Regions from separate parts of the Homo sapiens genome. Here region 1 is linked to region 2. The links are chromatin loops, found by intact Hi-C in ENCODE. Cell type or tissue: PC-9. All regions are shown on one strand. Links, peaks and the distances in the headings refer to the core of each region. The heading gives the core; the rest is flanking DNA. Region 1 holds the start of LINC01214 (long intergenic non-protein coding RNA 1214). Region 2 overlaps TSC22D2 (TSC22 domain family member 2).

Evidence for each region. Peaks named below come from ENCODE experiments on the same cell type or tissue, not always from the same donor. Only the 100,000 strongest peaks of a DNase experiment are listed, where the experiment ranks them.
Region 1: it touches region 2 in a loop (6-fold over the local background); 2 of 110 quality-filtered maps call a loop at or near these places.

The regions. Positions count from the first base shown.
Region 1 is chr3:150,310,365-150,326,306 of GRCh38, reverse strand. It overlaps LINC01214 (long intergenic non-protein coding RNA 1214), which reads left to right and starts at 2,560. Exons shown (of 4, transcript NR_110186.1): 1 at 2,560-2,596. All of the region lies in intron 1 of LOC107986141 (a long non-coding RNA gene), which reads right to left. In PC-9, for the core only: no CTCF peak of the experiment used is centred there; a DNase peak (open chromatin) is centred at 8,616; H3K27ac peaks cover 629 bases.
Region 2 is chr3:150,462,777-150,478,718 of GRCh38, reverse strand. It overlaps TSC22D2 (TSC22 domain family member 2), which reads right to left. Exons shown (of 3, transcript NM_001303264.2): 3 at 12,297-15,942. Among named protein-coding and RNA genes, the nearest start is that of TSC22D2, 62 kb to the right of the region's middle. RefSeq lists an enhancer at 8,991-9,491. In PC-9, for the core only: no CTCF peak of the experiment used is centred there; DNase peaks (open chromatin) are centred at 8,148, 8,418 and 8,928; H3K4me3 peaks cover 1,325 bases; H3K27ac peaks cover 2,500 bases.

The sequences.
Region 1 (15,942 bases), core at 7,173-9,672, 150 kb after region 2:
TTGAATTTAATGGGTAATTTCTTTCATGTGACAAAATGTCACTATTTGTACATAAATTTCCACACAAGGTATAAAATAGGGTACATATGCTGTGGTTTATGGGCTTTTGTTAATGCAAAGTCCCTGAAGCCTACAATTTAGAAGTGGTTTACATTCCAGAAGTTTGTTTACAAGTCACTTGTTCAATGGTAGTTTTCCAAAGCCGATCAGCAAAAAACCTATTTAACCTATAAAGCAGCTGAAACCAAGCACTTGTCTTATAATTAAAACTAACCACTAGGTTTAACAATGTTTCTAAGGTTGAGGGCATTCAAAGTTCAATTTCAGTTCTATCCACAAGCACATTTTTCCTGGAAGCAGTATGGAAATGCGAGTGGGAACATTTCCCTAATTCCAAGATAATCAAGGGAGCTACCACCTAAGCAGGGGCAGGTCCAGGCTTTGCAGTGGCCTGAAGATTAGACCACTTGGGGGGCCCTCTTTAAGAAGAATAATACAAAATTAGATATGAGACCTTGCAAAGGGCCCGTGCAAGCTAGGACATCCGAAGTTTAAGCTTCATTGGTGTCCTTGGTAAATCTGTCTCTATAGCTATGGCAGGGTCAGGCCAGGGGTAACAATGGATGGATGGGTGGGAGATTTGTGAGAGGAAGTTGAAGCTCTGTTGGGGAGCAGTTAAAGGACTAAGAGAGATAGACACTAGGCCCCTAACATAGCCAGTGTAGGGGGATGGGACATTCAATAGCTATGATTGTTCCCATGCCAGAGATGGTGTTACCCTGACCTTTAACAGTCAGAGTCAAAGGCATGTTGTTAGAGGGACAGGACCTTTGGGGTGGCAGGATGGGGCCATATGTGGGACATTAACAGGATTGGTGAAAGGATGGGTAAGACTGGCTCAAAAGCGAAAAGTAGAGGGATGGGGATGGGGACAGATTCTATAGCTGAGGTGGGATGGGGCGCAGGGTTTAGGTTAGCTCCACATTGCTGTGATTAGCGGTTAGAAGGATCAGGCCAGCATTAGAAAAGGGGATTGTCAAGGAAGAAAGGAGGTGCATTCTCACCTGCAGCAGGTGGACAAAAGAGGCCACAGGTGCAGGGGCAGTAAGAAGGGGTGGAGTCCACTCGAGTTCAGAAAAGCATGATGTAAGGGGCCATGAATAAGTCAGAAGCCATGAGTGAGACACAGCCTGTAATTATGAAGGAGGATAACACTCACCAGGCCAGAGTGTGATTCGGATGCATATGAGTTGAGAAAACCCAATCATTTCAGATGAATTAGAACAATGTGTTAGCAAACCCCACATGAACGTGTAATCTGCAGTAGTTAGGCTTAGGATAAACTCTGGTGAGCACTCTGTGGTGACAAGAGATAAGCCCATGACCTTTAAATAAAGGCCACTGGCTTGGTTGAGAATAATTGTCTTTCCTGAGGAACAAGTGAAATGAGATTTTGATTTCTTACACCAGAAGAGCTTGAGACAAAGCCAGCTGAGAAATGTAGAGTCTGCACGTGAGCACCACTCAGTCATTTTCCCCTAAAACCTCTGTGGGAGAGAGACTCTGAATATGAGCCTTCTCTAATAGCTCAGCTTGGGTGACTTCTGTGGCCCCAGGCAGCTTGGGCAACTCCTCTGGCCCCAGGAGTTTGATCAGAGAAATTTCCACAATTAATGCTGTAGGTAAGTGTTCTTGTTTTGAAAAGAATGCAGTGGCCATTATGCCTATGCATGTATCTACAAATAGTGTCCTTTTAAAAGGCATCTATAGCATTAAGCAAAGATAAAGAATGGTAGTTATGAAATATAGGGGCGGGGTGCAAAAAACTAACGTAAAGCTAGTATGTTAGGAGTTCTGCAATGTGAATCTAAGGTCAGATGTTATATGAAAAACTACTGAGCTGTTTTTCTTTCTCATGGAGAAGGGTGTTTCAAAGCAAGAAACAGAAAATGTGAAGTATATCAGTCAGGCCCTCTGGCCAGAAAAACAAGCCGTTCCAGGTTTTTCTGACAGTAAATTTGACATAAAGAATTGGTTACCTATGAAACAGAAGAGCAGAGAAGCCAAACATGAAATGCAGGGAGAATTCCAGAGATTAGCAACCTTCTCTCACTTTAAGACTGGAAGAACAATAGCAGAAAGTGGCATTATCAGAGCCCAGGGCCATTCTGTGGGGACTAGAACCATAGTAGAGACTTTCCAGTTGGAGCTGAGACCACAGAGGGGACATTACTGGTGCTTGAAATACCACAGGGAACACAGAGAGAAACATACGCTGGCTTCTTTCTTCCTTTTACCCCTCATTCTAGTGCTCATGCCTTCCATTGGCTATAGCTAGCTGGACCAGAGGTCCAAGCAACCTGGGAAATGTAGTTTCTTTCAGCCAAAGCAGAGTACTGGATTCCTAAGACAGCAAACTGCAGGTGGGCTGCATAGCACAACAAATTTAAGTTTTGTGTAATTAAGGATGTTGCCAAACTGCCTTGGAATTATTAGCCCTTTATGAGATCAACCCTGTAATAATGGTCATAATGTGTCCGGAATTGGTGGGTTCTTGGTCTCACTGACTTCAAGAATGAAGCCGTGGACCCTCACGGTGAGTGTTACAGCCCTTAAAGGCAGTGTGGACCCAAAGAGTGAGCAGTAGCAAGATTTATTGCAAAGAGCGAAAGAACAAACCTTCCACAGACTGGAAAGGGACCCAAGCGGGTTGCCACTGCTAGCTCAGGCAGCCTGCTTTTATTCTCTTATCTGGCCCCACCCACATCCTGCTGATTGGTAGAGCCCAGTGGTCTGTTTCGACAGGGCGCTGATTGGTGCGTTTACAATCCCTGAGCTAGACATAAAGGTTCTCCACATCCCCACCAGACTCAGGAACCCAGCTGGCTTCACCCAGTGGATCCAGCACCGGGGTTGCAGGTGGAGCTGCCTGCCAGTCCCGGTGCCGTGCGCCCCCCACTCCTCAGCCCTTGGGCGGTCGATGGGACTGGGCACCTTGGAGCAGGGGGTGGCGCTCATCGGGGAGGCTCGGGCCGCACAGGAGCCCATGGAGGGAGTGGGAGGCTCAGGCATGGCGGGCTGCAGGTCCCGAGCCCTGCCCCGCGGGAAGGCAGTTAAGGCCCGGTGAGAAATCGAGCGCAGCGCCGGTGGGCTGGCACTGCTGGGGGACCCAGTACACCCTCCGCAGCCGCTGGCCCGGGTGCTAAGCCCCTCATTGCCCGGGGCTGGCAGGGCCGGCCGGCTGCTCCGAGTGCGGGGCCGGCCAAGCCCACCCCCACCCGGAACTCCAGCTGGCCCGCAAGCGCCGCGCGCAGCCCGGGTTCCCGCTCGCGCCTCTCCCTCCACACCTCCTTGCAAGCTGAGGGAACCGGCTCTGGCCTTGGCCAGCCCAGAAAGGGGCTCCCACAGTGCAGCGGTGGGCTGAAGGGCTCCTCAAGTGCCGCCAAAGTGGGAGCCCAGGCAGAGGAGGCGCAGAGAGCGAGCGAGGGCTGTGAGGACTGCCAGCATGCTGTTACCTCTCAATAAGGTGACTAGAAAATATTACTGTATTATTAGTGAAATTCTTGAACTTGACCTTCACTATTTTTGATATAAAAATTTTAATAAATAGGTAATACAGGCACATGAAACAAAATTCAAAATTATGAAACATAGTTTAATGCCTACAGCTTTGTTTTGTTTTTTTGTTGCTGTTGTTTTTGTTTTTTGCTTTGTTTCATTTTTGCTTAGGATTGCTTTGACTCTTTGGGCTCTTTAGTTCCATATGAATTTTAGAATAGTTTTTTCTAATTTTATGAAGAATGATGTTAGTAGTTTGATAGGAATAGCATTGAATCTGTAAATTGCTTTGGACAGTATGGCCATTTTTACAATATTTAGATTCTTCTAATCCATGAGTGTGGAATGTTTTTCCATTTATTTGTGTCATCTCTGATTTCTTTCAGCAGCGTGTTGTAGCTCTCCTTGTAGGGTTATTTCACTTCCTTGGTTAGCTGTATTCCTAGGTGTTTTATTTTCTTTGTGGCTATTGTGAAAGGGATTGTGTTCTTGATTTCACTCTCAGCCTGGATGTTGTTGATGTATAGAAATGCTACCGATTTTTGTACATTGATTTTGTATCCTGAAACTTTGCTAAAGTCATTCATCAATTTTACGAGCCTTTAGCAGAGTCGTCAGGATTTTCTAGGAATAGAATCATATCATCAGTGAAGAGAGATAGTTTGACTTCTTCCTGTCCTATTCGGATGCCTCTTATTTCTTTCTCTTGCCTGATTTCTCTAATAATTCCGGTACTATGTTGAATAGGAGTGGTAAGAATGGGCATCCTTGTCTTGTTCCAGTTCTCAAGGGGAATGGTTCCAGCTTTTGCCTATTTGGTATAATGATGGCTGTCAGTTTTTCATAGATGGCTCTTATAAAGCCACAGTAACACAACAGCTTGGTACTGGTACAAAAACAACACACAGACCAATGGAACAGACCATAGACCAATGGAACAGAATAGAAAACTCAGAAATAAAGCCACACACCTACAACCATCTGATCTTTGACAAGGCCAAGAAAAACAAACAATGGGGAAAGGACTCCCTATTCAATAAATGGTGCTGGGATAACTGGCTAGCTATATGCAGAAGATCGAAGCTGGACCCTGACTTTTCACCATAATCCAAAAATAACTCAGAATGGATTAAAGGTTTAAATGTAAGGCCTCAAACTATAAAAATCCTGGAAAACAACCCAGGAAATACCCTTCTCAACATCAGCCTTGGCAAGGAATTTTTGGCTAAGTTTCCAAAAGTAGTTGCAACAAAAACAAAAATAGAAAAGTGAGACCTAATTAAACCAAAGAGCTTCTGCTCAGCAAAAGAAACTATCAGCAGAGCAAACAGACAACCTGCATAATGGGAGAAGATATTTGCAAAGTATACATCTGACAAAGACCTAATATCCAGAATCTATGGGGAACTTAAACCAACAGGCAATAAACAAATAACTTCATTGAAAAATGGGCAAAGGACCTGAACAGACACTTCTCAAAAGAAGTCATACATGTCACCAAGAAACATGAAAAAATGCTCAGCATCACTAATCACCAGAGAAATGCAAATCAAAACCACAGTGAAATACCATCTCAATCAGAATGGCTGTTATTAAAAAGTCAAAAAAACAACAGGTGCTGGAGAGGTTGCAGAGAAAAGGGAACGCTTATACACTGCTGGTGGGAATGTAAATTAGTCTAGCCACTGTGAAAAGCAGTCTGGAGATTTCTCAAAGAACTTAAAGCAGAGCTACATTTCAACCCAGCAATCCCATTACTGGGTATATACCCAAAAGAAAGTAAATCATTCTACCAAAAAGACACATGCACTCATGTGTTCAGTGCTACACTGTTCACAATAGCAAAGACATGGAATCAACCCAGGTGCCCATCAATGGTGGATTGGATAAAGAAAATGTGATACATATATACCATGGAATACTATGCAGCCATAAAAAAAGAATAAAGTCATGTCCTTTGCTGTAACATGGATGGAGCTGCAGGCCATAATTGTAAGCAAATAAATGCAAGAACAGAAAACTAAATACTGCATGTTCTCACTTATAAGTGAGAACACATGGACATAAGCTTTGAGCATACATGGACATAAATATGGGAACAGTAGAGACTGTGGACTACTAGAGGGCATGGTGAAGTTAAAAAACTACCTATCAAGTACTATGCTCACTACGAGGGTTACAGGATTTGTACTCCAAACCTCAGTATCATGTAATATTCTCACGTAAAAAATCTGCACATATAACCCCATATCTAAAATAGAAGTTGAAATTAAAAATTAAATTAAATTTTAAAAAGTTATGAAAGGATAATGAAAAGTCTCAGCCAGTCCTCACCCTCCCATATAGCTATATCATATCTATATATCCATATCTTAATCTATATCTATCCTTTTTTCTATATACAGAAGATATATATTTTCTCTTCCACAAGTGATAGCATACCACATGTGCTGCTCTATTGATTCATTTGGGACCTACCAATTTAACTCCAAAGATATTTCTTCTCTGTAGAAATACAATGGGTGTGCCCATTGGGTCAGACTTGTGCCTTTCTATAAATCATCAGGCTTGCAGTCATCCAGTGTTCAACCAGTCAGGCAAAGAATTCTCCAAGGCAGTAATTCAACAGAAGCTTTGTGGATTTGTCAGACTGATTCAAGGGTTTGGAATGACTCACTGGGGCTTGGGTTAAGTAATCTCTGCTTAATCATATCACTTGGAGCAAAGGTAAGTTGAAGATTTAAATCCTGGTGGCTCAGTATCTCATCTGGACACTGGCAGAGTAATTCTCAGCCCAGCAACAGTGTCAGGGTCAGAAAAACAGCCCCAAATGCCTTGTATTATTGTACAGCAAGACAATGTCTGCATGGGTTAAAAAGAGTATGTGCATATGTCTGTGTTTATGTATATATATGCACACGTACAAATACATTAATATATTCACATACATATATTTGTACATACTACACATGTATGTACACATGGGAAGAAAACAGATTTGAAAATTTCTCAAGTCTCTGGAACAGAGACATCTTTATAAGCTTCGAAATGATAGAAATAATTACAAAATGAAGAAAAAGCTCAATTGATTATAAGAACATTAATATGTTCTGCATATAAAAACACCAGAACAACAAAAATACAAAACACTGGGAAAATACTTTTGGTAAGTATGACAGGTAAAGGGATGACATCTTAATTATTTAATACACTCATGTACAGCTATATAGTGAGGTGACAGTAAGAGCCTCAGCTTTGATGTTAGACTTCCTATGATATAAACTTATCTGGGTCCCAGTTTCTCCATCTGTAAAATGGTTATTATGGTAATACTTTTTGGAGTTTTGTGAGGTTTAGATGTGATATATATGTAAAATACTTAGAACAGTGCCTAGAACTTGATAAACACTCAATGGGAGTTACCTATTATTGTTATTAGTAAAAGCAAAATTGTTAAATAAATCAAAAATGACCTGAACTGTCAACTGCAGTTGTAACACAAGGGAAATGTTCAAATTTATAATTTATTCAAGAAATATATTGTTGTACTTGGCCAGAGTAGTTAAAAAATTAATACCCAATGCTAGTGAAGATGAAGTAAAACTAATACACTTTTTGTGGCAATAAGGTTAAAACTATACTTTTGAAAAGAAAATTGGCAATGTATATTAAGAGTTATGCAATGTTTAAATTCTTGTTTAATTTGATCACTTTGCAACTTATAATTTTCCTTAAAGATATAATCCAAAGAGAGAATACCTTATAAACTATTTTTTTCTGCATTGTTTATGAGAAGAGCATAAAGTCCAAAGCAGCTAGCATACTGCTTTGGTTGATTACATTCTGGTACAATAATTGTATGTATATGCATCAATACCAGATGATAGTTATTTGCAACAAAATGGCAATTCATATACTGTAGTTATGTAGTTTATATTAAAAATATAAAATTCAAAGTTATAATGACTATATAGCAACATTCTTATTATGTAATTTTGAAATTTTATATATTTTCCCCATACTTAAACTCATATTAAAAGCTTGGGAGGCAATACATGTAAATGAAAATTGTTGTGTTTGGGTGATGCAGTTATGAGTAATCATTTTTCTTTCTTTTTTTTATCTTTAAAATTCTTTAAAATTACTTTTAAATTATAAAAGTAATTCATGCTTATTGTTTAAAAAATTGCAAAGGCATATAGAGCAGAAACTAAAAGTCCCTTATGAATCCCCTCTCCCAATTTTCTACCCTCCCATCTCTGTTCCAACTCCTCAAATCTCACACTCTTCCTCAGCAATGACCACTTAGGAATATGTCCTCCTAAATACCTCTCTATGCGTTTACACATACATACATATATCTGCACATTTACCACACGCATTTTTCTTACATTAATGGGATTTCTACTATTCTGCTATTTGCCTTTTTTGCTTCATTGGTATATTTTCTTTGGTCTTATTCCTTGTCAGTTCAAATAGAATCATATGATTATTACATTTACAATATGGGCACACAAAGATTTGTTTTTATCAACCCATTATTGATGAATTTTTGTGCAGTCTTTTTTTTGCTATTGGAAATATTGTTACAATCCTTGTACTCTTTGTTAATATGTGTATTTCTTTAGGACAGGTATTTAGAATGAAATTGCTGGGCCGAAGATTTGCCCATTCAAATTTCTAAGAGTTGCTTCCAAACCATACTGTGAGAAGATTTTATCAATTTTTATCTCCATAAATTTTTTTAAAGAAAATAGTCAAACCAGAAGTCCCATGAAACTAACTTAAGAGATAAGCAAAAGTGTCTATAGCCCATTGACTTCCATATCAGAGGTAGGTAGCTTAATTTTGGTTTTATTCTTTCAGTTATCCTTATAAATTTAACTAACTCATGATTCTACCATACCCCTCATTCATTTTTTACTTTAACTTTACTTTGACGTTCTGGTCAGTATGCTCATTTCTAGGTTTTGTCCTAGAAGTGTGTTTGAACTGGTTGGATCAACTTAGTAAATAAAGATGAGTAACTTTGTAAATAAAGCTAATTTTGACACTGTTCCTAGAGCCGCTGGGCATGGTTGTGCTGTTGTGCTCTACAAAGGGGACTCAAGGGCACTGACATCCTGTCTGTGCTCCACTCACCAAGCCCTGTACCCTGGGTGCAGGCAGGGGAGGGCAGAGTCTGCTTGGAGGAAATAGTTCCTTTCCAAATTCATGTAAAAAATGGTTTATTGAGGTCTTAGCTGCCCTGATGATTCATAATTAAAATTTTTTTAATTTAACTGATTCTTTACCTCTCAATAAAGTTTGCCATATTAAAAGGATGATGAAAAATTTACAATTAGCCTTAGAATTTAAAGGGTAAGTATAGTTCAAACATAGTTCTGTCAGAATTTGGCTATGATGAAAAAAAGTTTTGGTGAGCTAAGGAATCCAAGGAGAATACACATCATTAGGAAAAGAACTATAATTGAAAATTCAGAAGCAATCTAATAATTTCCTTATCATTGATAGATTTTGGAAAATCATAAAATGAACTCATGCATATACTGCCAAATAATGAAATAGAATAGGGCTAGGATACATCTAGTTTATAATTATTATAGTTGTTGAGTATTGTTCCACTGTTAAATATCTTTTTTTTGGAAAGCTCTAACTGAGATATATTCAAGCAGATATAATTATTGCTGTTCCATAGATGCTAAACAAGATATTTCATGTTATCTGTAATGAGGCATGAAGTAATTACAATTTCAATGGTGAGCACTTGATAAGTTGTAGATCATCTTCCAATGTAAGAAGACATCCTCACTCCACTTTATAATGTTTAAACTAGAACTCACACGGTGTGCCTGTGAAAGCAGTCAGCAGTGAACAACTTAAATAGAAAATACTGAGCATAGAGTTGATGGACTGATGTGCATGGATTGGGCAAGGATCTCATAAAAATCTTAACATGAGCTGATCCTATGGGCCTAAGTAACATCAGGAAAGGTTTAGGTTACACCCAAAGGTAGGAAGGAAGAAAGGAAAAGGACAGACTTGCCAAGGGAAGTATTGTTACCTGAAGTTTCCAAGGTAACAAAATTATCTTTTGGGGATACCTTTATAATAAGACACATGAGTTTATGAATGTAGGCTTTAAACTTTTTTTTTTTCTTTTTTTTTTTAGAGATGGGGTCTGGCTAAGTTGACCAGGCTGGTTTCAAACTTCTGGGCTCACGTGATCCTTTCACCTCGGTGTTCAGGGTAGCTGAGACTTACAGGCACACACCACCATGCTTGGCTATGGCTTTTTTTGTGTGTTGTTTTTTTTTTTATTTCTGGCGATGGCAGGAATGTAAATTTTAGGAGAGAATGAGAGACTAGCTCTTGTTAGGGATTCTAAAATTCCACTAAATAATTCCTGACTCTGACAGTTGGCAGGTATATTCTGGATGGGCTCTAATAAATTAGATCAGTATTTAACAAGGAGAATTATTTTTGCTTTGCTTTCTGTGACTTTGGATTCACTCAGAAGGAAAGTGAGGGCAGGATGAGTATGGACCACAGTTCTCATGCTCCTTCTGGCAGCTCTAAAACCATCAGAATCTAGGACCATCCCTGCCCTTGACTGCATGGGGAGTTTGGATCTACTAACATGAAGTTGCCAAGTCACAGTAATATCAAATTCAGCCTGGGCCCAGCTGTTGAGTCCCTGAAGTTCTCAGGCAAAATGAGAACTGGTAGGACTGGTAAGAACAGAGCATCAGGTGGGTGGGCAGCATAAGATGTGTGTGCTAGAAAGAGGAGAGGGGAGGATATGCATGTCAGCAACGACTATTTGCCACATTCTCTGAGGCTGGCAGCAGCTCTGGAGCAAGACATTCTGAGTTACTGGGGCAACAAAAACTGGGTTGGTAAAGCAAAGCCACAAGTAGTTCTTAAATTTCATTTAAGCCTCAGAATCAAGCCTCTTATTAAACTGCTAAACTGGGTCAGTTTACAAATAACATTGGACTGGTCTCAACCACCTCATTAATTCTCTTCTAGTTTATGTCACAGAAACTAGTCTATGCCTTCTCACCTGTCTGTAGGATGATCCCCTGGTTAACTGAATATAGTCTATGTGTTTTTCTCTAGAAGATATATGTCCTGAGGTGAAATCCCAAATCATAAGACACCCATAATTTACCATTATAAGAAAACAAAGAGCTCAATTACAATGACAATAATAATAGTTAACATTCATGGAGTGCTTATGGCTAACTACTGTGCTGAGTGTTTGTACACATTGCATAATTCAATACGGAAAACATCCACTTTGAAATATAGACTAGTAGTTATTATCCTTATTATAAAGTTGAGGAACCTGAGTGATAAAGAAGTTAAGGAGCTTGCCCATGGTCACATCGCTAGTAATGGCAGTAACCAAGATGTTTGGCTCCCATAAGGAAAACCTAACCAAACCTAAGGAAATCGTAACCCTTAATATACTCAAGGAGCAGGCTAGATCCACTTATTTATTGTAGCTTCTTTTTCTTCTCTTTATCCATGAATATAAACTATTTCTGAACATCACCCTGGAAAGATAGCTTTGAGTTGCATGCCTCCTGTGCATATGGTATACACATTAAACTGTATATACCTAGTAACAGAATAACATGAAAGACTGGACCCAGCAGCCTGCTTGGCATACTGCAGTCTTTGAGCCCCCTTGCGGGACCCCCAAAGCAGATTTAGTGCTTCTGGGAAAGAACTGTCCCCTCTCAATCACAGAGTTCAGTTGAAACACTGTGAGTATGTAATCCGTGACACATAGTGAGGGAGGAAACCAGTATTTATCTATGGGGTTCAGCCCCCAGTGATAAGGGACAATATGAATGGGACTTTTTCTTTCCTCATGGTTGGCAGAGGCCCAGTCAAGCTGCCATCAGCTCCTCCAACGGCCAGAGGCTTAAAGGAACTTCTGAGTCTAAAAAAAAAACAGCAAAGCAAAGGAAAAAAAAAAAAAGAAAAAGCTAGGTCACCCAACAGGTAGAGCAGGGCAGGTGACAGGTGACAGGCTACACGCCCTGCTGCTGGGACTGTGTTCACAGCCTGGCTCTAGCAGTCCTTTTGCTAGGGCTGTGAATTTTTCTCTGACAGCTTAATACTTTTGGGTGGGACAAAAAAGTGTTAATGTAGTGTAATTTTCAATCCATTTAAAGGGGCTTAATTCAGAATGCTCCCTCCCATTCTTTTGGCTAGGACGCCTGTGGGTCAGCATTTGAGATACAGTTAGATTTGATCCAGCTGAGCAGGGAGTACCTTGCAGCCAGCTAGTGATCTGGAAAATGTTTATGACACCTTGTCAAGTGAAAACAACAGCATATAAAACAGCAGTACACTTGAAATATGCACAGAAAAATATTAGAAGGATAGATACCGCCAAGTTAACAGTGGTTACCTCTAGATGGTGGAATATGGGGGGTTTCTCTTTCATTTTATTCTTCATTCAGATATCATTTGAGTGGTTTCCATGACTGAGGCATAACAGATTCTTACAAGTATTTTCTTTTGTGTTTTAAAACACTTATGCTATACGAACATCTGTTTCTTTTGTAATAAGAAAAGAGCTATTTTTCAAAGACTACCTCATATCTCTAACAAAAATTTTTACCTCTTTAGAAGACAACCCAGTGCACAAAAATCCTCAACTTAAAAACAAGTAAACTATGATGTGACCATTCATTTTACAAATAGATTCGCCACGTGGTTATTTTTAATAGAGTGCTCCCTTGCCCTCCATATCTGATTCAGTTTTCAATAATTTGCCTCCATAACAAGGGAAATGTAAATTCAAACTTTGTAAATTAGGATAAAATTATTTACACACCCTTTGGTTTAGCTTTTTAATCCAGGTTGGAACCAATAAATGAGAAAAGTAAACTATGGTGATGGAACGCCCTTGCCCACAAAATAGGGATATGCGTGTAGCAGAGACGGCCTCTTGCCCATTGACATCTCTATCAGGCCTGGTGAGCTGGATCTGCTGCAGGGATTCTGCTGCTCCTGCCTCTAACCTCACCCCTTCTCCCTCTCCAACAAGCCTTGCTGCTTTCTGTCATTCATAAGTGCCTTGGCTGTGATGGGGACCAGTGGATGGTGAGGCATGTGAGAAAAGGGGAATGATGCTCTGCAGCCGGGTGCATGGCCTAGTGTTAGTGCTCAAAGAACAGAATGAAAGAGGTTTCATTATTTTCAGAGTTAGCCATAGAACTTGAGTATCTATCAGAAGGAGTTTTATGTGCTCCAAGAGGCTGAGGGAGCCTTGGGTAGAGTGAGGGATGTAGTTGGTGCTGAGACCCCACACTGCTCCTGTGGGGATTGAAACTGTAAGGGGTTGAGGGACAGAAACAAGGATCCGCCTATAATCGGAAACAGTAGAGAAGGTGAGTTGGGCCAGGACTAGTGTGGCTTTTTATGCCCACTTGAATCCACTCTATTCAGTTCCTATCATGTGCCAGGCTATGCACTAGCATGGAAAATACAAGTGTTGTGACTCAATTGGCTTCCAAGGCAAGGCAAAGTAAGGGTTGCATAGGTCACAAATCCCATAATATTGGAAGAAGTTAGCCGTGGGTTGTGGGAGAAGTGTCTACAGAAAGTCTGAGCATACAGAGGAGACTTACAGGAGGAAAATATTTCCTGGAGTGGGTGGCATTCAAGAGGATCAAGGACTGTGAGAGGCAGGAAAGGGGAGGGGGATATCAGTGGATGTATTAGCTTAAAAGTGTGGAGCTGGGAGACATTACCTGCTCCTGTCTGGTTGGAGGGTAAGGTGGAGATAGGAGCCCGGCGACACCATCTGTACCTGTGCAGGGAAAGTGCCAGCTACAGAACTAACAGGGTTTGTTTTAACTATAGAAAGAGATATATATCCATGGGTATCTTTTTTTTGTTGTTTGTATTTTAAAAGTGCACAATCAGAGCAACCATCACCACTATCTAGTTCCAGAATATTTTTTATCATCCCCAAAAGAAATTTCATACTCATTAACAGTCTATCTTCTCTCCCTAGACCCTGGCAAGCACTAATCTACTTTCTGACTCTACTGATTTGCCTATTCTGGACATTTTATTATAAATGGAATCATACAATATGTGGCCTTTTGTGTCTGGCTTCTTTCACTTAGCATAATGTTTTCAAGGTTCATCCATGTTGTAGCACATATCAGAACTTCGTTCCTTTTGATGGTCAAATTATGTTTCATTGTATGGATATACCACATTTTGTTGATCTGTTCATCAGCTGATGGACATTTGAGTTGTTTCCCCCTTCTGGCTATTATGAATAATGCTGCTAAAAACATTTATTTACCCATAGGCATCTTAAATAAATACACAGGAGTACCCACTTGAGTGAATGAAGTTTCAAATATTTTCTTCTCTACCAATGAATGTGGAAGTCTTTCTAGGGCTTCACTCTGGCTTAGCTCTCAAAAACCTTTTACACTCTTTGAGGACTAGCTTGCTCTTGGCCAGCTTGCTCTTTTTGCAGTCTCTGAAGTGGATCCATTTCTGGGTTTCTGTTTGGTAGTTTCTTAATCTAAGAGCAGGCATTGCCCCCACATTCCCTGTACAAACAAGGTTCAGCTGCCACCTGCATGTGTCAGGTTGGGCAGTTATTTTACAGGGAGGATTCCAGGTCTCACATGTGCACTGCTGTGCTCAGGGCTATCTTGAAAAAGGCAGGATTTTCACCCTGCCACAATCAGAAGAGAAAAAACTCTAAACTCTGGGCAATCTTACACAATCAATGCATCAGAATGTTACCTAAATATTTATTTCAAAGAAGGAAACATTCAGATTTATTGTTTAAAAATACTCACTGTATAATATTCAAAACTGTATTTTTGTTCTTTTGGGTACATTTTTGAAATGTATGTATTTTATATGTGACCTAGAGTCCAAGACAAGTAAATTGTGGCCCGAATCCAGAGATCATTTCTTCAAACTACTTTTCTTTGTTCTAATTTTTCTTTTGATCCCCTTATTCCAAACCACAGCCTTCTTTCTTCTATTCCCCACTCAATAACTCTAGACCCTCCTCTGAAAAAGTCCCTAAATCATAGCCTCTCTTCTTTAATCTCCCTTTCCAGACCTCACCCCCTGGCCCTTCTAGTTACCTCCTCCTCCAAATCACAATTCTCCCTTTCAAAACTTTTAAAACTCATTTCCTAAACCAGCTTCTTTTCCCAAATCCACTTTCCTGAAAACTATAGTTTACTTTTTGGAACTGAAAGACACACATGTCCTACAATCAGTAATGGGGCTGGGACTGCTTCATGGAGAGAAGAGACCAGGAAGCTATGAACTTTGGAGGCTCTGGAGACATGTGGAGAGGCTGCTGGAGGCAGAAATTCAGAAATTCTAGAACCATGACTTCAGGGCCCTCTGGATAAGCCTGGGGCTGTGGGCAGCTGCCCTCATTTTGCTGAACTTTGATTTTCTCATCTGGCATATACTAAGCCTCTGGTTCACAGGAGGTCTCAATAATAATATTTGTTGACTTGATTAAGTGGTCGAATGAAGGACTAAGACAAGGTGACCTCTAAGCTGCTTTCAGCTCTATGTAAAACTCTAATATCCATGAAGTCAAGATGAAGAGGATTGGCAGAACTTTTGAAGTTTCAATTATCCAACCAATTATTTTCATTTTGTTCTTCACTTTGCTTGTGTACATGAAGTCTTTTTTTGTCGAGGAGGAAAATCAGTTGAATTTTCCTGGGAATAGATACAAGACAGTTTACTCCCCTCTTTGGACTCCAAACTCCTTGACTATATATCTGTCAGTAGGAGCTAATGAAAGTAACTTTGGTTCCATGGAAATAATTGTGAGGACTATGAAATCCAGGGATGTGAGCTGGGAGTACAGGACGTCCAACCAGGATTGTTCTAAAGTGCTCAGAATGTAGTAATGAAAGTGAAATGCCATGGCTAATAAATATTTGTTGATTGATTAAAGAACGTCAAATGCTGGATATACCTCTGATAAAAATATCTTGTAGCTCTAAGTTTATACACCAAGGACCAAACGTAAATGGGCATGGTGGTTTCAATTAACAAGTAACCATCAAAAAGTTTGAAAAAATGTTTTAACTCAAAATGGGTCACAGATCAAAATGTAGAAAGTAAAACTATACAACTTTTAGAAGAAAACATAGGAGAAAATATTCATGAACTTGGGCTAGGCAAAGAGTTCGTAGATAAAACACCAAAAGCATGATCCACAAAAGAAAAAATGGATATACTGGTCTTCATGAAAATTAAAAACTTTGCTCTGTAAAAGACACTCTAAAGAGAATGAAAAGACAAGCTACAGACTAAGACAACATTTTCAGAAATCATATATTCATAAAG
Region 2 (15,942 bases), core at 7,965-10,464:
GTATTAAAAGTTTTAGCCAACCTAAAAACATGTAAAAAAAAAAAACATGTAAAAGTATACATAGGGCTGGGTGTGGTGGCTCATGCCTGTAATCCCAGCACTTTGGGAGGTGAAGGCTTGAGCTCAGGAATTCAAGACCAGACTGGCCAACATGGTGAAATCCTGTGTCTACCAAAAATACAAAAACATTAGCCAGGTGTAGTGGCATGCACTTGTAGTCCGTTACTGGGGAGGCTAAGGTGGGAGAATTACTTGAACTCAGGAAGTGGAGGTTGCAGTGAGCTAATAAGTGTGCCACTGCACTCCAGCCTGGGCCGACAGAGCGAGACTCCATTTCAAAGAAAAAAAGAAGAAATTCTGTTAAGCAAGAATTCTATATTCAGCAAAATTATTCTTCAAAAATAAAGGAGAAATAAATTCTCAGGCAAATGCATTGCCAGTATACTTGCTTTAAAGAAATGATAAAGAAGATGCTTCAGGCTGAAAATGAATGATACCACATAGTAACTCAGATTCATACATAGAAATGAAAAGCACATGAAAAAGCAAATAAATGGGTAAATAGAAAGGAATATTATATATACGTAAATATATAAGTATATATATAAATCTTTTAACATTTTTATAAAATGTAAGATTGCATAAAATGATAATTATAATCTTGTATTGAGTTTGAGTTTACAACCTTGAAATAATATATATGACAATAATAAAATAACAAAAAGGGGGGAATGCAGCTATATTGGAGCAAATTTTTATAATTTTACTAGAATTACATTCATATTAATTTGAAGTAGATTTTGTTAAATTAAGATGCATATTATAATCCCTAGAGCAAACACTAAAAAATTTACAAAACTCAAAACAATGTAATAATTTTTAAAAACTAACAAAGGAATAAAAGCAGCACACACAAAAATATCCATTTAACACAAAAGACAGTAAAGGAGAAACAAAGGAAGAAGAAACACATGGGACATAAATAAAATAGTAAAATGGAAGACAAATTGAACCATATCAATAACTACATTAAATATGAACAATCTAAATGCTATGCAAAAGTCAGAGATTGACTGACTAATAAAAGCAAGATCTAACTATATGCTACCTACAATAGACACATTAGATTTAAAGATAAAAATAGGTTGAAAGTAAAAGGATGGGGAAAAATGCCATAAAAACAGTACCATAGGAGAGTTGGAGTGGCTATATTAATAGACTTTAAGACAAGACATATTACTAGAGACAGATGGATGCTTTATAATGAATATGTAACAATTATAAATGTATATGTTCCTAACAACAGAGCCCCTAAATACATAAAGCAAAAGTTGATAGAATTAAAAAGAAAAACACTATTCAAAGAGACTTCAATACCCCATTTGATAGAAAATTAGTAACGATATAGAAGACTATCAACCAACCTGATACAACTGACATTTTTAGAACACCACACCTAATAACAGCAGAATACACATTCTTTTTAGTGTACATGGAACATTCTCCAGAATAGACTGGATGCTAGGCCATGATACAAGGCCCACATTTAACAGAATTGAAATCATACAAAGTATGTTCTCTGACCACAACAGGATTAAATTAGAAATGAGCAACAGAAGGAAATTTGGAAATCTCCAGATATTTGGAAATTAAATAACATGCTTTTAAATAACCCATAGTCAAAAAAGAAATCATGAGGGAAATTAGAAAATATTTTGAGTTGAGTTAAAACAAAAACACACACAAAATCAAAATTTGTGGCATGCAGTTAGTGCAGGGAGGGAAATTTATAACATTAAACACATTAAAAAAAGAGAAAAATCTTAATCTAAGCTTCCACCTCAAGAATCTAGAAAAAGGAGTAAAATAAACTCAAAACAAGCAAAAGGAAAGAAATAATAAAAAGTAGAAATCAATGAACTTGAGAAAATAAAAACCAATAAAAATCATGTTCTTGGAAAAAAGTCAACAAAATTGAGAAATCTTGAGCTAGACTAACCAAGAAGGAAGAGAGAAATAGAATATTTTCAAAATCAGAAATGAAACGGTTCATCACTACCAGTCCTATGGAAATTAAAGAGTTCACAGGACTGCTATGAACAAATTTACATTAACAAATTGGAAAACTTAAATGCAAAGATTCTTAGAAAGATACAAATTACCAAAACTGAACTAAGAATAATTAGAAAATCTGAATCTACCTATAACAAGTACAGAAATTCATTTAATAGATAAAATGCTTCCCATAAAGAAAAGCTTGGGTCCAGACAGCTCTGTATTCATTTCCTATTGCTGTATAACAAATTGCTGTAAATGTAGAGGCTGAAAATAACACCCTTTTATTAGCCCTCAGTTTTGTATTCCAGAAGTCTGACATGGTGAGACTAGAAATCAAGATGTCTGTCAGACTGAGTTCTCATCTGGAGGCTCTGGAGAAGAATCACTTCCAAGCTCACTTAGGTTGTTGGCATAATTCATTTCCTTGACCTTGTAGGAGTGAGATCCCCATTTTCTTGCTGGTAGTCCCTCAGGGGCTGCTTTTAGCTCTTAGAGGCTGCCTGCATTCCTTGTCATGTGGCCTGCTCCATCTTCAAGCCACAATAGCTCATTAAATATTTCTAGTGCTTCAGATTTCTAGCTTTCTCTTTTTCCATCAACCAAAAATCTTTCTGCTTTTAAAAGGTTCATGTGGCTAATCTCCCTTTCTTTAAGTCAACTGTTTCATATAACATAAGCTAATCATAAGAGTAAAACCCATCATATTTACAGTCCCAGGGCATTTTAGAATTCTGCCTGCTGCAGCTTCATTGGTCAATTCTATCAACTGTAGTTACAATAGCCAAAACAATTTTGAAAAAAAAGAATAAATTTGAGGATTTATACCATCTGATTTCAAAACTTGCTATATAGCTACAGAAATCAAGACACTGTTGTATTGGCATAAAGATAGGCATATAGCTTAACAGAATAGAATCGACAGAAATAGAGTTTATATTTACATTTGAAGGTTTTACATTTATAGTCAATTTTTGACAAAGGTACCAACATCGTTCAATAGAGAAAGGATAATCTTTTCAACAAATAATTCTGGATCAATTGGATATCCATAGCAAAAGGTAAATTCATACCGTTGTTTCATACTATATACAAAAATTAACTCAAGAGGGATAAGAGACTTACATGTAAAAAGTAAATATATAAAATTTCTAGATGAGAACATAGGAGAAAATCTTCATGATGTTGGGGTAGGCAAAGATTTCTTCTTAGACTCAATGTGAACCATAAAAGAAAACTTTGATAAATTGGATTTTGTCACATGAAAACTTTCTGCTCAAAATGAAAAGGCAAGTCACAGACTGGGGGAAGATATCTGCAGTACTTATATCTGATGAAAGATTGTGTATAGGATATACAAAGACATTCATCTTGGCTGTGATTGTGGTTACATGGCTGTATACTTTTTCAAAACTCAGCAAGCTTTATTTAAAATGTGCATTTTAGTGAATAAATTATACCTCAATAAAGCTGATTAAAATATATTAAAAGGATATCTTATTTGATTTATTTATTTTTTGAGATGAGTCTCGCTCTGTCGTCCAGGCTGGAGTGCAGTGGTGCAATCTTGGCTCACTGCAACCTCTGCCTCCCAGGTTCAAGCAATTCTCCTGCCTCCCAAATAGCTGGGATTACAGGTGTCCGCCACCACACGCAGCTAATTTTTGTATTTTTAGTAGAGACGAGGTTTCACCATGTTGGCCAGGCTAGTCTCAAACTCTTGACCTCAGGTGATCCGCCCACCTCGGCCTCCCAAAGTGCTGGGATTACAGGTGTGAGCCACCGCACTCAGCCTAAAAGGATATTTTAAATAATATTTACATGCTTTGATTAGTCTCCTTGGAGTACTGCAGCTTAACCATTTTTTGCTTTTTCACTCACTCAGCTTTTCCCCCTGGGGATAGGTAGTTTTTTAGCTAAGTGGAACAGAGCGACGCAAGGGGTTCAAATAAAAGATATATAGCCCTGTGGCATCTTATCAGAATATCAATATATTTGGAGGCTAGACTGGTGCAGTGGCTCATGCCCGTAATCCTAGCACTTCAGGAAATAGAGGTGGGCAGACTGCTTGAGCTCAGGAGTTCAAGACCAGTGTGGGCAACATGGCAAAACCCTGTCTTTACAAAAAATACAAAAATCAGCCAGGTGTGGTGGCATGAACCTGTAATCCCAGCTACTTGGGAAGCTGAGGTGGGAGGATCGCTTGAGCTTGGGAGGCAGAGGTTGCAGTGAGCTGAGATCCTGCCACTGTACTCCAGCCTGTGTAATAAGAGTGAGACCCTGTCTCAAAAAAAAAAAAAAAAAAAAAAAAAAGAAAAAGAAAAAAAAATACATGTATTTGGAGGCTAAAAGGAATCTGGGTTTTGGAGCTAGGGAACTGAGTTTCTACTCTGATTACATATCAAAAAATCCTAGCTTTACCCTTTGTGAGCCTCACGTCTCTGCTTGTCTACAGTGAAATGCCCTACCCATGGCTCAGCGATTTGTCTTATTCACATGATGTGAAGGTAAAGGGCTCAAGAAATGTTGGCCACTCTTATTCTAAAGAAATTCTCATGTAACTAGACAAAGATGTATAGAGAAACAATTTTGATTACAGAAAAAAACTGAGTGCCATCTAAACATCCATGAGTAGGGGACTGTCGTGATATGACTTATTATACAACACTATGCAGCTATTTAAAAGAATAAAGACAATCTCTATGTTCTGTCATGAAAAGATGTTTGTGATTACTGTAGATTTGTAGAAAGCAAGTTGAAGAAAAATATGTTTAGTATAATCTCATTTATGGTAAATGAAAACACAAAATGTGTGTATCTCAATTATGTGCAGAGAAAACTTAGCAGTTTTACTCTGCAGAGTGGGATTGCAGATGAATAGAGAGGGGAGATTTTGCCTTGTTTTTTTTGAAAATTAACTTCTTTATTGAAATATTTCAATGAGCATGTGCTACTTATTTTTTTTTTGAAGTTTTTTTAAATTATACTTTAAGTTCTAGGGTAGATGTGCACAACATGCAGGTTTGTTACATATGTATACATGTGCCATGCTGGTGTGCTGCACCCGTTAACTCGTCATTTACATTAGGTATATCTCCTAATGCCATCTCTCCTCCCTCCCCCGACCCCACGACAGGCCCCAGTGTGTGATGTTCCCCTGTGTCCAAGTGTTCTCATTGTTCAATTCCCACCTATGAGTGAGAACATGTGGTGTTTGGTTTTCTGTCCTTGCGATAGTTTGCTCAGAATGATGGTTTCCAGCTTCATCCACGTCCCTACAAAGGACATGAACTCATCCTTTTTCATGGCTGCATAGTATTCCATGGTGTGTATGTGAGCATGTGCTACTTATTAAGAAAATACACCTTTCATTTTTTTTTTTTTTTTTTTTTTGAGATGGAGTCTCACTCTGTCATCCAGGTGGGAGTGCAGTGGTGCCATCTCAGCTCACTGCAAACTCCGCCTCCCGGGTTCAAGCGATTCTCCTGCCTCAGCCTCCCGAGTAGCTGGGATTACAGGTGTGCACCACTAGGCCCAGCTAATTTTTGTATTTTTAGTAGAGATGGGTTTTCACTATGTTGGCCAGGCTGGTCTCAAACTCCTGACCTCAAGTGATCTGCCCACCTCAGCCTCCCAACATGCTGAGATTACTGGCGTGAGCCACTGGGCCCAGCCAGAAAATATACATTTCTAACAAATAAACAATCAGCACCAATCCTCTTGAACTGAGAGTGTTCTGATTGAAGTCTGTTTGGTATTTTGTGGATGGAGACTTACCTTTCTTCATTCCAAGGAGTGTATATTGTCATATATTGTTCTCTTTTGCCCATCCCAAATGGCCATCTCTTGAATCACAGAGCTGCCTAATGAAATCAAGTAGATGAATCAATGAATAGGAATAAATTGGGTACAGTTTCAACATAATTTTTTCCAGAAAAGGGGTTCTTTCTTCCTGTGACCTCTAACCTATTTAAGCACAATGGGGAGAAAAATGTGGGCTATGGCCACCCATGGGCTGGAATCTAGTTCTACCACTAATCTGATCTGAGATCTTGGGCAGGTCACAAGCTCTCTGGATTCTCTGAACCTGTTTCCTTATCTGTCAAATGAGCCAAATACTTGCTTTCCCAAGGCTTACTAGGGTAGTTGTGAGGTTCTAAAGAGATAAAGGAGGAAAAATACACCTGAGCCCAGGAGGTTGAGGCTGCAGTGAGCTGTGATCGTGCCACTATACTCCAGCCTGGGCGACAGAGTGAGACCCTGTCTTAAAGGGAAAGAAAAGGAGGAAAAATAGATTTTTGTCAGGAGTGCTGTAAAACTTGGTAGTGTTATTATTTGGAGAAGGTGATTAAACCTATCTAGGTGACCTTGGATTTATCACAGGTGCTATTTCCTGGGCCTAAAGATTGCCTAGTCTTTTTCCCAAGCTTTTGGTCAAAAAGCAGTGAGGAGAAAGAGCATTGCTTCAACCAGATGCCTAGAAAGGGGTGAGAAAGAAAACAAGAGCAGCATTTACTGTATGCTTGCTGTGGGCCAGATCCAAGTTACGTGATTTACATATTTTATATTGTTTGATCCTTACAACAAGGCTATGATTTGGCTATCTCAGGCTACATTTAGAGATCAGAAAGCTCAAGAATAAAGAATATGTAAGATAGGTGTGAACCCTCATTCATTCATTTAATAACAGTACAATCATGTGCTGCATAACAACATTTAGGTCAACTGTGGGCCGCCATCAGTAAAGTCACAGGGCAACGCTTTACTCACATGTTCGTGGTGATGCCCGATGTAAACAAACCTACTGTGCTGCCAGTCGTATAAAAGTCTAGCACATACAATTATGTATAGCACATAATACTTCATAATGATAATAACCATGTTACTGGTTTATATATTTACCATACTCTACTTTTTATCTTTTAGAGTGCAGTCCTACTTATTAAAAAAAAAAAAAAAAAAGGTAGCTGTAAGACAGCTTCAGGCAGGCCCTTTAGGAGGTATTTCAGAAGAAGGCATTGTTCTCATAGGAGATGACTGCTCCATGCATGTAATTGCCCCTAAAGACCTCTTCCAGTGGGACAAGATGTGGAGGTAGAGGGCAGTGATGTTGATGATCCTGATCCTGTGTAGGCCTAGGCTAATATGTGGGTTTGTGTCTTAATTTTCAACAAAAAAGTTTAAAAAGTTAAAAAATTTTAAAATAGAAAAAAGCTTATATAATAATATAAAGGAAGTATTTTTGTACACTTATAGAATGTGTTTGCCTTTTAAGCTAAGTGTTATTACAAAGGAGTAAAAAAGTTAAAAAAATTTCAAGTTTATAAAACTAAAAAGTTACAGTGGCTGGGCATGGTGGCTCACACCTGTATTTCCAGCACTTTGGGAGGCCTAAGGGAGAATCTCTTGAGGCCAGGAGTTCGAGACCAGCCTGGATAACAAAGGGAAACTCCCATCTCTATAAAAAATTAGCCAGGCACAGTGGCATGTGCCTGTAAGTCCCAGCTACTCGGGAGGCTGAGGTGAGAGACTGCTTGAATCCAAGAAGTGAAGGCTGCAGTGAGCCATGATCATACCACTATGCTCCAGGCTGAGTGACAGAGCAAGACCCTGTCTCAAAAAAAAAAAAAAAAAAAAAGGCCGGGCACAGTGGCTCACGCCTGTAATCCCAGCACTTTGGGAGGCTGAGGAGGGTGGATCACGAGGTCAGGAGATCGAGAACATCTTGGCTAACACGGTGAGACCCCGTCTCTACTAAAAATACAAAAAAAAATTAGCCGGGTGTGGTGGTGGCTGCCTGTAGTCCCAGCTACTCGGGAGGCTGAGGCAGGAGAATGTCGTGAACCTGGGAGGAAGAGATTGCAGTGAGCTGAGATCATGCCACTGCACTCCAGCCTGGGAGACAGAGCAAGACTCTGTCTCAAAAAAAAAAATTACAATAAGTTAAGGTTGATTTATTATTAAAGGAAAATGTTTTAAAAATAAATTTAGTGTAGCCTAAGTGTACAGTGTTTATAATGTCCACAGTAGTGCACAGTAATGCCCCCAGGCCTTCGTATTCACTCACCACTCACTCACTGACTCACCCAGAACAAATTCCAGTCCTGCAAGCTCCATTCATGGTAAGTGCCCTATACAGGTGTACCATTTTAAATCTTTTATACTGTATCCTTACTGTACCTTTTCTATGTTTAGGTACACAAATACTTACCATGTGTCACAGTATAGTATCAGTACAGTGACATGCTGTAGTTTTATAGCCTAGCAGCAATAGCTATACAATATAACCCAGGTGTGTAGTAGGCTAGATCATCCAGGTTTGTATAAGTACACTCTATAATGTTTGCACAATGACAAAATCCTAACGACACATTTCTCAGAATGTATTTCTGTCAAGCAATACATCACCGTACTAGTTACCAGGAATACAATTGTGAATAAATAAGTAGAAGTCTCTACTCTCGCAGAACTTACCCTCAAACGGGGCCCAGTTTGAAGTTTCTCAGCTGTCAAAGGGCAATGAGGGGATTCTCATTCCATTTTATACCACTCAGTTTCTGTCTCTAAGTACTGGCACCTTCTCACCCCAAGTTTCCTAGGCTCTTCACTTTAAACCCCCTATGTAGGGCCCAGAGCCTCTTCTCCTCCTCCCGCTGGACCTCCCCTCCTGGGGCTGACATTCTCCTCCTCCTCGTAGAACTCCCTTCTGGGGGATGACATTCTTGAGTATCCTGGGGTAGAAGATTGTTGTAACCTTTTTTCCCTCCCAGAGTGTGATTATCTGAGCAGAGGAAGCCTCCAGGAAAGCTGCATTACCAGATGAGTCAGCTGTCATCACAGCCATTACCTAATGCTGAACTGGGATGGGTTCAGGAAGCTGAAGTCAGTGAATATAAAACTAAGACTCACAGGTTTGGAACTCAAGGTTGCTGGAAGCAAGAGGCTGGCGGTGTTTCCACAGCTATTGCCAAGTCTCTACTTGTTCACTCTCTCCAGAGAACAGAACAGGGAGGTCTTCAAAAGTTCCATTTTAAAAGAAGCTGGTGTTTCTGAGAAGGGACTCTCCCTTTACAGTTTTTCTCAGTGAATGCTTTAGCACGAATAGACTACTCGGGGCAGGATGGAATAGGGGGAGGTGAGAAGAACAGGAGACAACGCTGGCTGGAGAATGGTAGGTAAGAGGAGTCATTAATAGGAGAGTCCCACAGACCTAGGTTCTCGTGCTGACTACCTAGGTTCTTAAGCTAATGTCCCAACACTGAAACCTCTTAGTGGGTTCCTTATGGGAAAGACCATTAAGATGATAACAAAATTGGTCTGCGTGAAGAATCAAGACACAGATACCAAAGGAAATAGAACACATCGGCACCAGAGTTGCTGATCTGTATCGCCTTGCTTAGAAGTATTGTTGCATGTTGGCCGGGCGCGGTGGCTCACGCCGGTAATCCTAGCACTTTGGGAGGCCAAGGTGGGTGGATCACCTGAGGTTAGGAGTTTGAGACCAGCCTGACCAACATGGTGAAACTCTGTCTCTACAAAAATACAAAAAATTAGCCTGGCATGGTGGCGCATGCCTGTAATCCCAGCTACCAGGGAGGCTGAGACAGGAGAATGGCTTGAACCCGGGAGGTGGAGGTTGCTGTGAGCGGAGATCGCGCCATTGCACTCTAGCCTGGGCGACAAGAGCAAAACTCCATCTCAAATAAAATAAAATAAAAAGTATTGTTGCATGTGCTAAATGTTACCTACCCCATGCAGCCTTTCTTAGTAAACTTCCTGGTTCATGGTCAGATTGTAAGGATAGTATGTCTAGTCTCTGTGTGGCAGAAAGTAAACCCAGAAAAATCCACTGCTCATTTCTGTAACTTTTCACTCTCTGAATCCGTGGGCTAACCGACCTGCTTTTCTTACCTGCAGTTGCTTCTTCTGAACTAGCCCTTTCTCTGCCCAGACATGGGCTTCCCACCCCTATTCCCTCAAGGTACTCTTCACTTAGAAGTTGCTTCCAGACTCAGCAGTAAACAGACAAATCTTCAGGTCGCCATTTCCTGTTATCAACTTTTTGGGGGCTTTTTCCTGGCTTCTCTCTACTAACACCTGAGTCATAGCATCCTAAATCAACTCACTGCATTCTCTTTTCCTTCTTCCCAGAATAAAATATCAGAGTAAGTCTTCCCTAATCATGCCTTATTTATTTTTATTCCTTTGTAGGTACTCAACTCATTATTTTGAAAACTGGGAAATAAAAGGAAAGAACTAAGTCTCTCCCTTTCTTATACAAACTGTACCACAGGGTAGCTGAATAGTTGGTAAGGGCAAGTCTCTCTTTAGAGAAGTATTTCGCTAATGAGTGAGAAGGGATAATAGAATTAATAGGCTAATGGGTCTAGGTAATGATTATCCATGCTTCCAACATCACAAAATAGAGACAGACATTATATGATGGAAGTATATACCACCACTTATGAATTAATCTTGACAAAATATAAATCTGATTAAACTTCTAGAACTAATTTAGGAAATACAGGGACAGAGGATTCTATAAGAATGCAATTAGGAAAACTCAGACTTCAGAAAAAACTATGGGGCAAATAACTGAGATTCTTGAAGAATTTCAAGATGAAAAGAGAGGTATGGGGAGCCCACATATTAAAAGAGACTTTAGAGGAATGCCAACCAATTGCAGTGTATGGACCTTATTTTGACCCACATTCAAACAAATACACCATAAGAAATTTATGATAATCAGGGAAATGTGGACATTGAGTAGATTTTTAGTAATATTAAGGAATTGTTCATTTTGAGGTGGGGTGATGGTATTTTAGTTATAATTTTTCTTTAAAAAATCCTTGTCCTTTAGAGGTATACGCTGAAATATATATGGATAAAGTCTATGATATCTTGGATTTCCTTCAAAATAATCCAGAGGATCATGGATTCTTTCTAAGTATTGGCATTCTCTCACCCCAAGTTTCCTAGGCTCTTCACTTTAAGCCCCATATGTAGGTCCCAGAGCCCTTTCTCCTCCTCCCCCTAGAATTCCGTCCTGGGGTTCACATTTTCCTCCTCCTCTTGGAACTCCCTTCTGGGGGGTGACATTCTTGAGTATCCTGGGGAGGGGAAATGAGTGGGAGTATAAATAATGCAAGATTGGCCATGAGTAGATAATTGTTTAAGCTAGGTGATAAGTACATGGGAGTTCATTATACAGTTCACTGTTGTATATGGTTGAAAAATCCACAACAAAATGATAAACAAAATTGTAAGGTAACCACTGGAAGAATGTATCTGGAATGTATAACTTCCCAACCAAAAGAGGGATCAAAAATGAATAAGAAACAACTGAATGAAAGCCAAGAAAAGGGAAAAAGGGTGTGTGTGTGGCAAGGCAGTGGCCGGTGCGGGGGTGGGGTGTCTAGAAAGCATTTTAAGGAGAAAACATGAAATAAGATGGCAGAAATACATCCAAATATGCCACTGATGAAATAGACATGGATTAAATTTTTCTATCAAAAGACAGATTGGGTTAAGAAATTAAAAATTCAAGCCAGAAACAGTGGTGGATACCTGTAGTCCCAGCTACTTGGGAGACTGAGGTGGGAGGATTGTTTGAGCCTAGGAGTTCAAAGCCAGCCTGGGCAACATAGCAAGACTTCATCTCTATAAAAGAAAAAAATTGGGAACACTTATTCTATTTCATGGAATGAAGTGTTGCCTGGTTCAGAAAAGAAAATTCAACTATATACTTTTTATAAGGGAAACTCTTTATAAAAAAAAAGTGAAGTTAGAAAATGAAGAGATAGAAAACTACTAGAGTAATGAAATGATCATAAAGAGAAATTAGGAGTAAAGCAGTTCAATAAGATATGGGATAGAATTAGCAACAAAGTGATCATCAATGACCTTGACAAGAACAGTTTCAGTGGCACAATGGGAGCTAAAGCCAGACTGCGTTTGTGATAAGCTGTACGTGGAAGAGGAAAAAGTGGAAAGGAAGAGGAAGGAGCTGAAAAAGCAAGTGAAGGGAACATATTTTCAGTTAGGGGAGGTGGTCTACTCATTTATTGGCCAGTTATTTATTGAGCCTGTATAAATACTGATGTGAAAAAGCCATGGGAGAAGGCGAAGTAGAAGAAACAGGTAGGGGGGGAAGATATTCCTGGGGAGGAAAGATGCTGAACATGATGAGACCCCAGGTACCAGGGGGAAACATTAGCAGCAGACAAGAAGAAAACACATTATTTTATTTTATTTCTAATTTATTAATTTGTCATTACACAAACAATACATAAATGCATATTCAAAAACATCAAACATTACAGTTAAAGCTAATGCACGCTACCAAACTACTGTTGACAGTTTGGTTAGTATCCTTCCAGACCTTCTCTCTATATAATACACAAATATGTACTTGTAGAAGTACACTATACAGTATTTGTGTGTGTGTGTGTGTGTGTGTGTGTGTGTGTGTGATGTGATTTAACATCACTAGTATCATATGTATTACAGGTATTGTCTTTCAATTTTTCCCCCAAACTTTTAACATTGTCTCCTGGAGATCCTTCCATGCCGGACATGTAGGACTCTCTCTTTTTCATTGATACTTAATACTTCATCATGTGTACCATAGTCCATCCTCTTGATGAGTATTTTGGTTTTTCCAATTTCATAGTATTACAGTAGCTCCCCCATCATGGAGGATATTTTCCAAGACCCTCACTGAATGCCTGAAACCATGAATAATACCAAACCCTCTATGTACTATGTTTTTTTATGATCTGATAATAGAAATGACTAATGGGCATTATAAAATGGGTATATAATGAGTGTATACATTGTGGATACACTGGACAAAGGGATGATTCCTGTCCCAGGCAGGATGGAGAGGGATAGTGAGAGATTTTTATTATACTATGCAGAAAGGTTTGAAGTTTAAAACTTATGTTCGTTTCTGGAATTTTCCATTTAATATTTTTGTATTGTGGTTGACCTTGGATGACTGAAACCTCAAAAAGTGAAAATGCAGATAAGGGGGTCTACTGTACAAGCAAAGGTGCAATTGACATCATTGTACAGGCTATCTTGTGAACACATGTATGTTTCTTTAGGACATTAAAAGTTGGAATTGTTAGGTCACAGGGTATGTGACTTTTAAAATTTAATGGGTGATACACAATTGTCTTTAAAAGAGGCTGTGCCAATTTGTATGCTCACTAGCAATGTATTCCTGTTTTTCCACACCCTTTCCAGCTTTTGATTTGTATGCACGCTAAATATTAGTTGGATCTGAGATGGTTTCTTGTGTTTTAATGTGCACTTCCCTTATTTTGCTGAGATTGAGCTTCTCTTTATAACCTATTTGTAAAGTTCTTTGCTTATGTGCATTTTCAAATGGACAGGGTATATAGCTTCATAGCTTCCAATTTCTAAAAGGGAGTAACCAAAAAGTAGAAGACTAACTGCTAGTCTAGCTAGAATTAATTTTTGTGAAAGATCTAACTTTATATTTCTTCTAAATTGTTATGCTATCCCATACTATTTGTTGAATAATCCATTTTTTCCTTACTAATTTGAAATGTCACTTTTATTACTTACTCAACATATTATTTGTGTTTCTGGATTCTCAGCTGTATTAGAGATTTATTTTTGGTATCAGTCACCTGAGTTATTCTTAACTTGGTTCATTAAATGGTAGCTGATTTTGTCAGCCAAGATAATAAGTGTCACTTGTTGCTTATGAGACAATAGACAATATAATTCATGACACATGAATCCTATTCTAGTTAACTTTGATTTAAATCAATTTCATTATCTACAACTTAGAGTATTAAAAATGTGTAAACTTTTCTCAGATTAGTTCCTCTTTTTTAGGGAATACTTCATAGGCTCGATGTCGAGGTGGAAGGCTTTTCCCCTCCTTCTAAAAGTATTATTTGATGTTAAAGCTTTCTGGTGATTTAAAGTTGTTTCCTGGCAATATCAAAGGATTTTTACATGGGATGGCAATATTACTGTTGATTTATAAAAACCTTTCATTTAACAAATGATATAAGGTTCACAAACTATAACATATACTCTGAATAAACAATATGGCACTTTAACTTTTACACTTACACTGGACTGAGCTCATTGGAGCACACAAATCATGTCCCATTCATCTTTCTATCCCCAAACATCCAGTACAGGTTGCAGCACCTAAATTGAAATAGAATTAAATTGCATGTCAACATTTTTTTTATAAAATAAAAAAAAGAAACCTAAATTTCTTGAAAACATCACTTTTAGGGTTTTACAAAGTCATACATGTTTCTTTTTATTAGCCACTGACCTGTTATTATTTCCATCTCAAGTGTGGGGAAAATGTTCCCTTGCTGTCTCTGATCTTCCTCAGGTATGATATGACCTATCTATAGATACATTGCATGCCTGTGAAATGACAGCAAGAACTGTGATCCGGATAACATTTGGATTGCAGCAGGCAAGAGTATTTTACAGTTGTTATATGGAAATATTGTAGGCATGCAAAAGAATGGAGAGATGAACTTAACTTTTTTATGGAGAAGTTGAACTGTGGCATTTGCCTTGTTTTAAAATTCAGTTGTTTTTATGATCTAAGTTAGCACACCTTTCCCTTCCCTCCAAGGGGATAAATATGGCTTCTGTGGACAATGTTGTAGTCTGTAAACTTAAATACTATGGACCCATGACAGTAGACAATGGGAAAATTCCCCAAACTGCCTAGTCTATCAGTTTCCCTGCTGAGAATGAAAAATAAAGCTAACTCACTCACCATCCAGGTATGCTGAACAAATTCAACAACTAAATGGACTGCGCCAGTGCAAAATACCAGCGTCTTACTTTGCCATCACCAATCTGAAAATCTGTCTTATTTTTCTTATTTGATGATTCCATGGCGGGGTTCGGGGGGGTGGTGGGCAAGCAAGAATGTCTGTGAACTTTAACTTGCTTCAGAGTGCCTCACTTAGCATTTTCATCTATGAACACAGCATGTCATACCAATTGTACTCCACAAAAGATATAGTTACAGTAGCACTTGTATAAAGTAATCCTTGCAACCTATGAAGGAAAGCCATACATTTAAAGGGATCTTGCTGTAGAAATTCTGTGAACTGGTACAGAAATACAGGACAAAGATGTATCCTGAAATATTGAAAAGGAGTAAATGGGGTGCAAGTATACATCACTAAATAATAAACTATTACTATTGCTAGAAAATAGAAATATGGATTATTAAGAGGCTTGAAGCAGAAGGAGGTGGGAGAAAAGGTCTGGTTTTGGATAGGCAGGAGACTTAGAAAAAAGAAGCCTGCAGGACTGACCTATGTCAAAGAATAAAAGGCTAAAGCCTAGCAAAACCTATTCTGCCTTGGGCTGTCAGTACCTACAGTGGGGGCCAGAACCTGTATTATCCTTTCCAGGGAGCAAGGAATAGATTTTAGGGAAAGGCTTTGGAATCAACATCCTAATCCTAGTCACCATAAAAGGATTCCATTTAGTTTACCTTTAGGGTAGAATTGAGAGACAGGCATAGTGACAGCAAAGGTTCCATTCCCCAACCCTTTTGTTAAATTCTTGAAATCCCTTTAAGGAAACAAAGACTTTCATTTCACAGATTTATAACTGTTGGAAGGAAAAGACCGAGTCAAACTTTCAAGTATGAGTTGGGACTCTTTAATCTTTTTTTGGAGGGACAAGAAAATAGGCAGCTGGGTGCGGTGGCTCACGCCTGTAATCCCAACACTTTGGGAGGCCCAGGCGGGCGGGGGAGATGACTTGAGGTCAGGAGTTCAAGACCAACCTGGCCAACATGGTGAAACCCTGTCTCTACTAAAAATACAAAAATTAGCCTGGCATGGTGGCACACGC